Regions from separate parts of the Homo sapiens genome. Here region 1 is linked to region 2. The links are chromatin contacts, found by Hi-C or POLR2A ChIA-PET in ENCODE. All regions are on one chromosome and are shown on one strand. Each heading gives the region's core, a stretch centred on a gene start or an enhancer-like site at or near the end of the contact. The rest is flanking DNA. Distances are from core to core; before and after follow the strand shown. Region 1 overlaps TMEM242 (transmembrane protein 242). Region 2 has its middle 55 kb from the start of TMEM242.

Region 1 (4,616 bases), core at 1,061-3,560, 36 kb after region 2:
CATATCCCTGTCCTCTAGAACAGAGCTGGGCCCACGAATAGGGATTTGGTAAATGTAGTAGAAAAGAATGAGGAACTGTAGAGCTGAGTGAGTAAGGCTGGGGAGTGGGCTAAAAGGTGAGAGAGACAGAAAGGCGGGGCCACAGACCCCATCTAGAGAGAGTTCTGAAAATGAGGGTAAGTAAAATGGGTAGGTGGCACCCACTGGGGCATCTTTAGAAAGTTGATGCATATATTTCAAGTAAAGCTTTGGATAAGCTAAAAGATTTTGTGGCTATTTTCAAAGCCAATACCCACTTTTACCAAGTTAAAACATTAAAAAACAAAACAAAAACAAAAATCTATTACAGTGTTAGAAATGCAGTAAAACAAATATGCAGTGGCAGAGAAACTATTTTTATCCTTTAAAGTTATTTAAAATGTTCTGTTCTTTGGAAAGCTTTAAAAAAATAATCAGCACACAGAACCCTTGGTTTAGGGGAAAGGGATAAAATGAAAGCAGTGTTAATTATTACAAGCTGATCTGAAATAGGCCATAAACTCACCAGCATGAACACAATTATTTTGAAAGTCTTCTTTGTGATTTGAAAAATCATAGAATGCAAATTGTAGTTTTAAAATAAATTAGTGGGCTCTAATTCTATTGCTCAGTAATTCTCATGGTGGCGGGGGGAGGGGGGGGTCTCTGCAAATCCCAGCACATGAAAATATTTTACTTTGTCAGCAACACTGGGAAAACTGGAGGAAAGACAAATAGAGGGCCACAAAGAATAGAATAAAGGCAAAAAGTCAATTCAAAGAGCAATGCTGGGATCAACTTCCTGTTTACGGTATTTAAATATGAAATGAATTGGCAAGCTCTTCTAATAAATAACCCCAATCACATTTTTGTTCTTTGAAAGCAGCATCTTATACATAATTTCTGATGCAATATAAAAGAGCCACTTGTGTTAATCATTAAAAAGGAAAACTTATAATGTGGCATAAAACATGGAAAGCAAAGAAATTAAAATTCATTAGCCTGGGCGCAGTGACTCGCACCTGTGATCCAAGCACTTCAGGAGGCCGAGGCAGGTGGATCACTTGAGGTCAGGCATTCCACACCAGCCTGGTCAACATGGTGAAAGCCCGTCTCTACAAAAAATACAAAAATCAGTCGGGCATGGTGGTGCATGCCTGTAGTCCAGCTACTTGGGAGGCTGAGGCAGGAAAATTGCTTGAACCCAAGAGGCAGAGGTTTCAGTGAGCCAAGATTGTGCCACTGAACTCCAGCCTGGGTGACAGAGTGAGACTCTGTCAAAAAAAAAAAAAAAAAAAAAAAAAAAAAGAGAGAGAGAGAGAGTGCCACTGAAATGAAATGGTAGAAGTGATGTGATCAGATTGCATTCAATAAATACTTACTAAACACCTACAATGCATTAGGCAGTGTTACAGGTGCGAGGATATAACAATGACCAAGATAAAGGAGGTCTCTACCCTCAGAATCTACATTCTTTTTGTGAAGACTGATAAAACAAGACAATGGTCAATATCATCTCGTTTTGCAATAGGCGTTACAAAGAAAAGAAAATAGGATAATTTCAGAGAGTAACTGGGTGGTGGGAATGAAGACATCTGGAGAAGCTGCTCTGAGGAGGTAAATTAAGTTTGAGTTGAAACCCTGGATAGCAGCAAACAGCCAGCGATGCAAGGACCTGGGGAAGGAGTTTCCTGGGCAAAGCTAGAGTAAAGGCCCTAGGCAGGAACAGCCCTGTGTGTTGAAGGAATAAGAATGCTGGCAGGGCTGGAGTGCAGTGGGAAGAGGTGAGGTGGGCAATTGTGGTGGCTCAAGATGAGGTCAGTGAGGTTGGTGGGGCTACATCATGTAAACCTTCTTCAACAGGAAGCCACTGAAGGGTTTTAAATAAGGAAGTAGCATGATCTGACTCACATTTTTAAAATATCTCTGGCTGCTGTGTGGAGAAAAAATTCTAGAAGGAATAAGGAAGAGGCCGGGAAACTGGACAGGAAACTCTTAAAACACTAGGCAACAGAGGAATGGATGTGGAGAGATGAAGGAGGCAGGCGGTGTTCAGCGGCAGAGCTGACAAGCAGGACTTGCATGCATCAGATGAAGGGAACCAAGGGAAATGAGAGAATCTAAGAGGATTCTCACTGGGGTTTTTGGTTTGAAGTGGAAGGATGAGATGACGGTGGCATTTACGGAATGGGGAAGACCAAGGGAGGAGCAAGTTGGGAATAAAGTGAGGAAATCAAGTGCTCTAGTTGGGACATGGGTCATGTGACACGCCTATGAGGGCGTGTCATATTGTGAGGGCACACAATATGAAGCAGAGACGCCGATCTGAAGGTCAGGGCTGGGGCTATGTATCTGGACGGCATCAGATAGTACTGTTTGTTTTAAAGTGGCAGGGACTGGACGAAAGAGCCAAGGGGCGGAGGATAGATGGAGGACAGAAGAGTTTAAGTAGGAGCTACTGGACACTGATGTTAAGAGGCTGGCCAGGGGAGGGGTTGGCACAAGAGACAGGCAAAATGTCCAGTGAGGTGGAAGGTAGCTCAGAAGCCACAGTGTTTCAGGATGGAGGGGGGGCTCCATTGTGCCCAAATGTTGCTGGGAGGGCAAGTAACAGAGGATAAAGTAAGATCTGGCAACAAGGAGGGCACTGGCAACCTTAATAGCAGTTCCAGTGCAGCGCTGGGGCAAGGAGCTGGACTGAGAGCAGGAAGGGGAGGAAGTGGAGGCAGTGACCACAGACAACTCTTTCGGGAAGCTTTTTGTGTAAAGGGGAGCAGATAAATGGGCTGGTAGCTGGAGGAGGCTAAGGAATATCTAGAGAGAACCTCTAGAGGTGGGAGAAACTAGAGCATGTCTGTACACACCACAGCAGAGAAGGAACATGTCACAATCAGCTAAGGCTGAGGATAACGATGGGAGCAAGGTCCCTTGTAGATGACGAGGGGCAGGATCTAATGCCCAAAAGGCAGGGTGGGCCTCTGGCAGCAGCATGGACCTTTTATCTCTGGTAACAGGAAGAAAGGCAGTGTGCGTGTTAAGTCCAGAGAAGGTGAAGGCCAGAGTGCTCTGGCAGAAGGGCAGAGAAAGGGCTGCAGAGAGGCAAGGCGGGAGGCAGGGAGAACAGAGACAGCTGTCCGAATCATCTTGGAGCAAGAAGGTGCCATCAACTATAGTGGCTGTGGGGGTCAGGGAAAAGCAAGATGTGGTGACTGATTAGATGCAGGGGTGAGACACAGTGTGGTCAGGAATGGCCACCTGGCTTTTCTGTCTGGGCAGCTTTGTGGGTGATGCTGCTATTCACGGGGAGAATGACTCAGGAGTAGGTTGTAGTTGGGGACAAATGACAGTTCACTGAGGGACACACGGGATGCCTGCAGGACACCCAAGCACCTGTGTCCAGTCAACTGGGCCCATGAGCCTAGAGCTCAGGGTGTAAATGAAGGCATCAGAGTGGCTGGAACCTGTGAAGGAGAAGAGATGAGGGGAGGAAAAAAAGCACCTTAAGCATAACTGGGTAAAATAAAGCAGCACTATTTCACAAGTAAGTGGGACAGTCGGAAGTTACAACAGCCAAACTGGAATCGAGAAAACTCATAAAAAGAATAAAGGAAGAACTATAAAAGCCTAGAATCTGTCAGTATAAGAAGCAAACAATAAATGATAGATCTGAGTCACCAAGAAAAAGTTACATGATAAGTTATGTTCAGCACAATTTACATAGTGGAAAAATATATAGCACATTAGAAAATGATTTCTTAAAATTGTTAGAAACATTTCAGGTAGAAAAATCCATTTGAGAGAACATCATTTTCTGATATACCGGTAAGTGAATACTTACAAACTGTACATATCAACTATATATTAGTGTAATACTGTCCCACAGTTTTAGATATTTGTAAGTGACTAATCAATCATAAGTAACTTTTAAAACGGAGCTTGAGGGGGAAGCAAATGATATCAGGTCTCCAGTCCACAATGCTTTATTTAGAGAGATCTGCTCATGTGTGCCCAATTTTCTAGGCTCAGTCTAAGAATTAAGGACAAAGAAAAAGAAAACCCAAGTGAAATCTAGGCTGCCTTCCTCCTGTGGGATACGGCTGGGAATATTATCGAGGTGATGAAGTCTGATCTGTGTCAAGCCTCAGAACAAAAAAGCTTTTATGGCAGAGCTGATTTGTCCCAGTCCTTGTCGCACGTTCCCACTTGATAAAATGCTTGGGGTGCTATTTTACTTATACAAGGAAACAGGTGGGTTTGAAAGAGCTATTTTGGAAATATGCCAAAACAGCGGATTCCCCTGCTTGACTTTTTAAAAAAGTACATTGGTCATTATCTCCCATCTTAAACTGAGCAAGTCCCTGTGATTCGGGTTCTCTGTCACCAAACTGCTTGTCCACATATGCATCAAGTGCCTCTGTCCACTACGATGTTAAACCTATTAGAGCTGCAGTGGAATGGGGAAGAAGAGTTATAGAGATGTTCTTGTCACCTCTGACTTGAACCTATTCACTGATGTGCAGTGCTACTTCCAATTCATTTAAAAATGATTCCAGGAAAATATTCCCCAGTCCTCAAGCTGTTTGAAGGCCCAAGAGTGT
Region 2 (4,450 bases), core at 1,505-4,004:
CACACACATGAGTTTAGGGCAGCAGTATCCCTTCTGAGTGGCCGCAGGTGCTTTGCAGAGAGACCGCACACAGCCCTGACCTGTGTCTGGCAGGGGATCCAAGGGTATAGACGGGTCGGCCCGAGTGAGGTTCGCACTCCCCAATTCCAGGATGCTGAGGTCCTGCCGCCTCTGCCCTCAGACCCAGCTCCGTGCAGCACCTTTGAGATCCGGGGTGATCCCCATCGCCCATGCCTGTGCTCTGGTCTCCTCTAGAGAAGGCCAGGAGTTGATTTTGGGTTTGAGGACAAAAAATTAGTCTCCCTCCAAGAGGCCTAACACGGGGCCCCAGTAAGTGCCCCGAGGCGGCTTCAATCTCTCAAGCTGGCCATTTGCACTAAGCTGCCGTGAGCACTGCACAGGATGATGTAGGAAAAGGCTGGTGAGCACGTGAGAGGCTCTGCACGCAGCCGTGGCTTCTCCGCCAGCTGTCTCGGTTCTGAACAAGAGAACACACCCTGACCAGTTTGTGTAGAAGGGGAGTTATTACAGTGTATGCAATGGTCCGTGGGACCACTGCGAGGGCTGCAGAGACAGGTCAAGACCGAGCTTCCAGGATCAGTGCTGAAAATCAGCTCCCCAGCCACTGCACTGCCACCCACACCCATGCGGCTTCTGCATGGAGCTGGGAGCGGCAGCTTGGGCCACTGCAGCCCCAACTGCTGTCACCACGAGAACTAGGGGCACTTGCTTCCACCTGCGCCGATGAAAAGGAACCCACAGAGCCTGTTCCCGCACATCACTCCCTGGCAGCTGACACCTCCTTGGGCCGCATCTGGCGGTAGAGCCTGCGTCCTCACTGCAGGGGGAGCTGGGCTTTGAATCCTGGCTTCCATGTCGAGAAGTCAAGGCTCGTAACAGGGGATTTCCTCCAACAGAGGAAGGTTACTTGGAGGAAGAGGGGCGTGACACCCAGGATGAGCTGGCCTCTCCTAAGTTGCGGTCAATGGGGAACTCTGCACCTACAGGAGCAGCCCCAGTCTGTGAGCTGCAGGGAGCATGAGACACAAAAGAAACCAACAAATAACAGGAAGCTTCAGAAAGTGTCCTTCACCCAGGCCGAGGGCTTGGCTTCTGCATCCGAGGCCCCCTGGGCATAGGTCTCTGTGGGTGCCTCGCCTGGTACCTGTGGGGAAGGGGGCAGCAGGCCTGGGCAACAGAGCCCTGGATGTTCAAAGCCAGCACCGTGGAGCTGGGCAGCCTCTGCCGGCTGGGGAGTTCTGGGTGCGGGTACTGTACCAGGCCCTGTGGCTCCTGATGGCTCCTGCTTTGAACCCCGACAGAGCTACTAATGGTGCAATTTCTCCAACAGGCCATTAGGCTGGTGTCTGACTGTTGCCCAGGGGAAATCATCACCATAAACATGATCATTGTCATAATTTGCATCCGCCCGGTGCTGAAACGAGCATTTTTTTTTTTTGAGAGGGAGCCTTGCTCTGTTGCCCAGGCTGGAGTGCAGTGGCACAATCTCAGCTCACTGCAACCTCCACGTCCTGGGTTCGAGCGATTCTCCTGCCTCAGCCTCCCAAGTAGCTGGGATTGTAGGCGTGAACCACCTAGCCCAGCTAATTTTTGCATTTTTAGTAGAGATGGGGTTTTACCATGTTGGCCAGGCTGGTCTCAAACTCCTGACCTCAGGTGATCCGCCCCCCTTGGCCTCCCAAAGTGCTGGGATTATAGGTGTGAGCCACCGTGCCCAGCCTGAACTGCATGTTAAGTCTCTTATCTATAAATACTCCAAGTAGCCCAGTGAGGTAGGTGTATCCCTACTTGACAGGGAGGACAGTGGTGCGCAGAGAGGCTGGCACGAGGAGGCAGTGGCAGCCTGGCCTGGGACTGTGCTCTGAGCCACTCGGTCAGGCTGTTGCTTCGCGAGGTGTGGACATGAGCTGCCACTTCACTCCCATGCACACTACAAACCAATGGGCCCCGTGGGCCCCACACATCACTCACAAGGTGCAGCATGACAAGCCTAGGTTGGGAGTGATGGATTCATTCTCCAGAGAACAATGACATCCCATAAGAATCCCACCTGAGTTCCTCCCCCAAGGAGCCATTTCTGTTCCCTGAGGGGTGAGGTGCAGAGTGGGGATGACCCTTGCACCCCAAGTGTGTGAGGAAGAGGATGAAGCTCCTCTTGTCTCAAAACTACAGAGAGTTGAGGACAGAGAACTCCTCTGAGACCAGAATAGGACGAGAAAGAGGGATTTTCCATCTACTCCACAACAGAAGGCCTGGGCCAGGGTCATGACGAGTCAGGGCCAAGACCCCTTGACCATGGGCCAAGTTTCCAGAGAGAACACAGCCAACCCTGCAGGTTCTGAAGAAAATGAGGCTGTGCTTGAAGATTGCTCTCGCTCAACCCGAACCCCGACTTGCCTAGTGGACTTAGTCAGCTGGCAGCAGACACTCAGAGTGTGAGGGGCCGTGGCTTGCATGGCCATCTATTCACTCACAGGCTATTGTTGTTAGAAAAGAATTTGCAATAGGATATGTGCAAGCAAAACACAAAAGATGTAAAATATATTTACAAGACCCAGGAGAGTGGTTAGAAACAAAATCAAGAGAAGGATAAAACGAGAATGCAAATAGGCAAGCTGTAGGAAGCCGCCTGAGGTCCCTGGCCAGCCCGCACGTTTGGTTTTGAGATTCCTCATTGCAGGAGTGAAAAGAGATCCGGTCAGGATCCAGACGCCTGTGCTTTCCAGTCTCCCTGGTTCCTGGCTCCCGAGGCTGTCTCTGCAAGGGCCTTTCCAGGTCAGAAGTCCTGCTTTCCGTCTGTTCTCACAGGAACCTCCCCTCCCACGCATTCCCTTCCTGTCCTCATTTTTCTGGCCCTTCTCTGGATTTATTTTCAGAAGCCTTTTCTTCTGAAGCTGCAGGGACAGCACAGAAGAGTCCAGGTTCCAGCGTTCCCAGGCCCCTCCCTGCCGTGGTAAACCAGGCTGAGCTCGGCCCTTCCCCACTGGCCTGGCCTGCCTTCCCGGCTGGGTGTGGGCCAGCGGCCAGGATGGGAAGCCCATGTGGAAAGAGATCTGTGTGCACCTCGAAGCAGCCAGCATCAGCCGGAGTGGAGCCCTGGCTTCTCCTTCAGAGTTAAGGGACTCATGACCTCCCTCATTACCCTTGGCTCATTTATAATCAGCTTTCCCATTATCTTGCAGTGAAGCCCTCCCAGAATCACATTAATTGCCTGTAACTGCTGCTGGGTGGTTCATTTATTTTTTCTAATTTACAGGATCCAAATGGTTTAACCCCAATTTTATTTTAAAACTTTGGGGGTTTTGTAAACTTCAGAGGCACTAAGGCTGAAGTGGCCAGACACAGACTCACACACATCCATATGCACACACATTATCACACGCACCATGGCACAAGCCAGGCAGGCCTTTTGGGTGAGACACGGGGGAGTCAGGCAATATGATCTGAGGGGCTGATATGTAACCAGCACTCCCACCATCACCACCAACAGCATCACCACCACCAACACCATCAATATCAATACTACCAACAGCATCACCACCACTACCACCATCACCATAACACCACCAACACCAACACCATTACCACCACCAATGACACCAACACCATTACCACCACCACCACCCTCACCAACACCAACACTAAACCATCACCACCAATACCAACACCACCACCAATACCAACACCACCACAATACCATCACCAACACCATTACCACCACCACCATCCCTACCACCACCATCATGACCACGATCACCATCACTGCCCAAGCCATCACTACCATAATAGCCATCACCAACAACATCATCACCACCAACACCAGCAGCAGCACCATTGCTACCACCACCATTGCCAGCACAACCACCACCACCATCAACACTAGCACTATCACTGTCACCACCACCATCACCACTATCACCATCATCACAACACCAACTCTATTACCACCACAAACACCATCACCACCACCACCATCACCACCACTACCATCATCACCATCAACACCATTACTACCACCACCATCACCAATAATATTATTACTCCTACTACCAACAACACTAACACCACCACTTCCACCTCCATCGCTAGCCATCATCATGTGTACACACACACACACACATGCACATATACACATTTTGTAAGTTAAATAGTGAATGAAGAAATTTGCAGGAAAAAAAGTTTGCTGACCTCCTGCAATGGTGTCGAGAATGCTATTATTTACATGTTTCTATCTTAACAGAGGCACAACTTCCCTCTATCCTTGGTGAGGAGTAGATCCTATAAAACAACAGTAGATAAGTGGGTCTCAAACTCTATCATGCAAGAGAATCACCCAGAGGGCTTCTTAAAACACAGATTCCAGGACTCCACCTAGAGTTTCTGATTCAGCAGGTCTGGCTTTGGGCTTACTCATTTGTGTTTCTAATAG

The links. Hi-C counts contacts between places; a loop is a spot of excess contacts on that map. ChIA-PET counts read pairs that join two places held with the same protein, here RNA polymerase II (POLR2A). Pooled maps may share reads with other maps.
Region 1: a map of endothelial cell of umbilical vein shows a loop between it and region 2 (6-fold over the local background). The contact joins two enhancer-like sites. A Hi-C loop is called at or near these places in 1 of 168 maps with a recorded cell type or tissue (endothelial cell of umbilical vein), 1 of 37 single-sample maps with no recorded cell type and 2 of 50 pooled maps. POLR2A ChIA-PET finds 5 or more read pairs at or near these places in 5 of 52 experiments (B cell, WTC11, activated T-cell and 1 more).

The regions. Positions count from the first base shown.
Region 1 is chr6:157,303,166-157,307,781 of GRCh38, forward strand. All of the region lies in intron 3 of TMEM242 (transmembrane protein 242), which reads right to left. Among named protein-coding and RNA genes, the nearest start is that of TMEM242, 18 kb to the right of the region's middle. Within about 2 kb of position 2,311, at least 14 of the 41 ENCODE cell types and tissues checked have a DNase peak (open chromatin) inside an H3K27ac peak, as active enhancers do.
Region 2 is chr6:157,266,662-157,271,111 of GRCh38, forward strand. No RefSeq gene overlaps it. Among named protein-coding and RNA genes, the nearest start is that of TMEM242, 55 kb to the right of the region's middle. RefSeq lists an enhancer at 720-1,426. Within about 2 kb of position 2,755, at least 23 of the 41 ENCODE cell types and tissues checked have a DNase peak (open chromatin) inside an H3K27ac peak, as active enhancers do.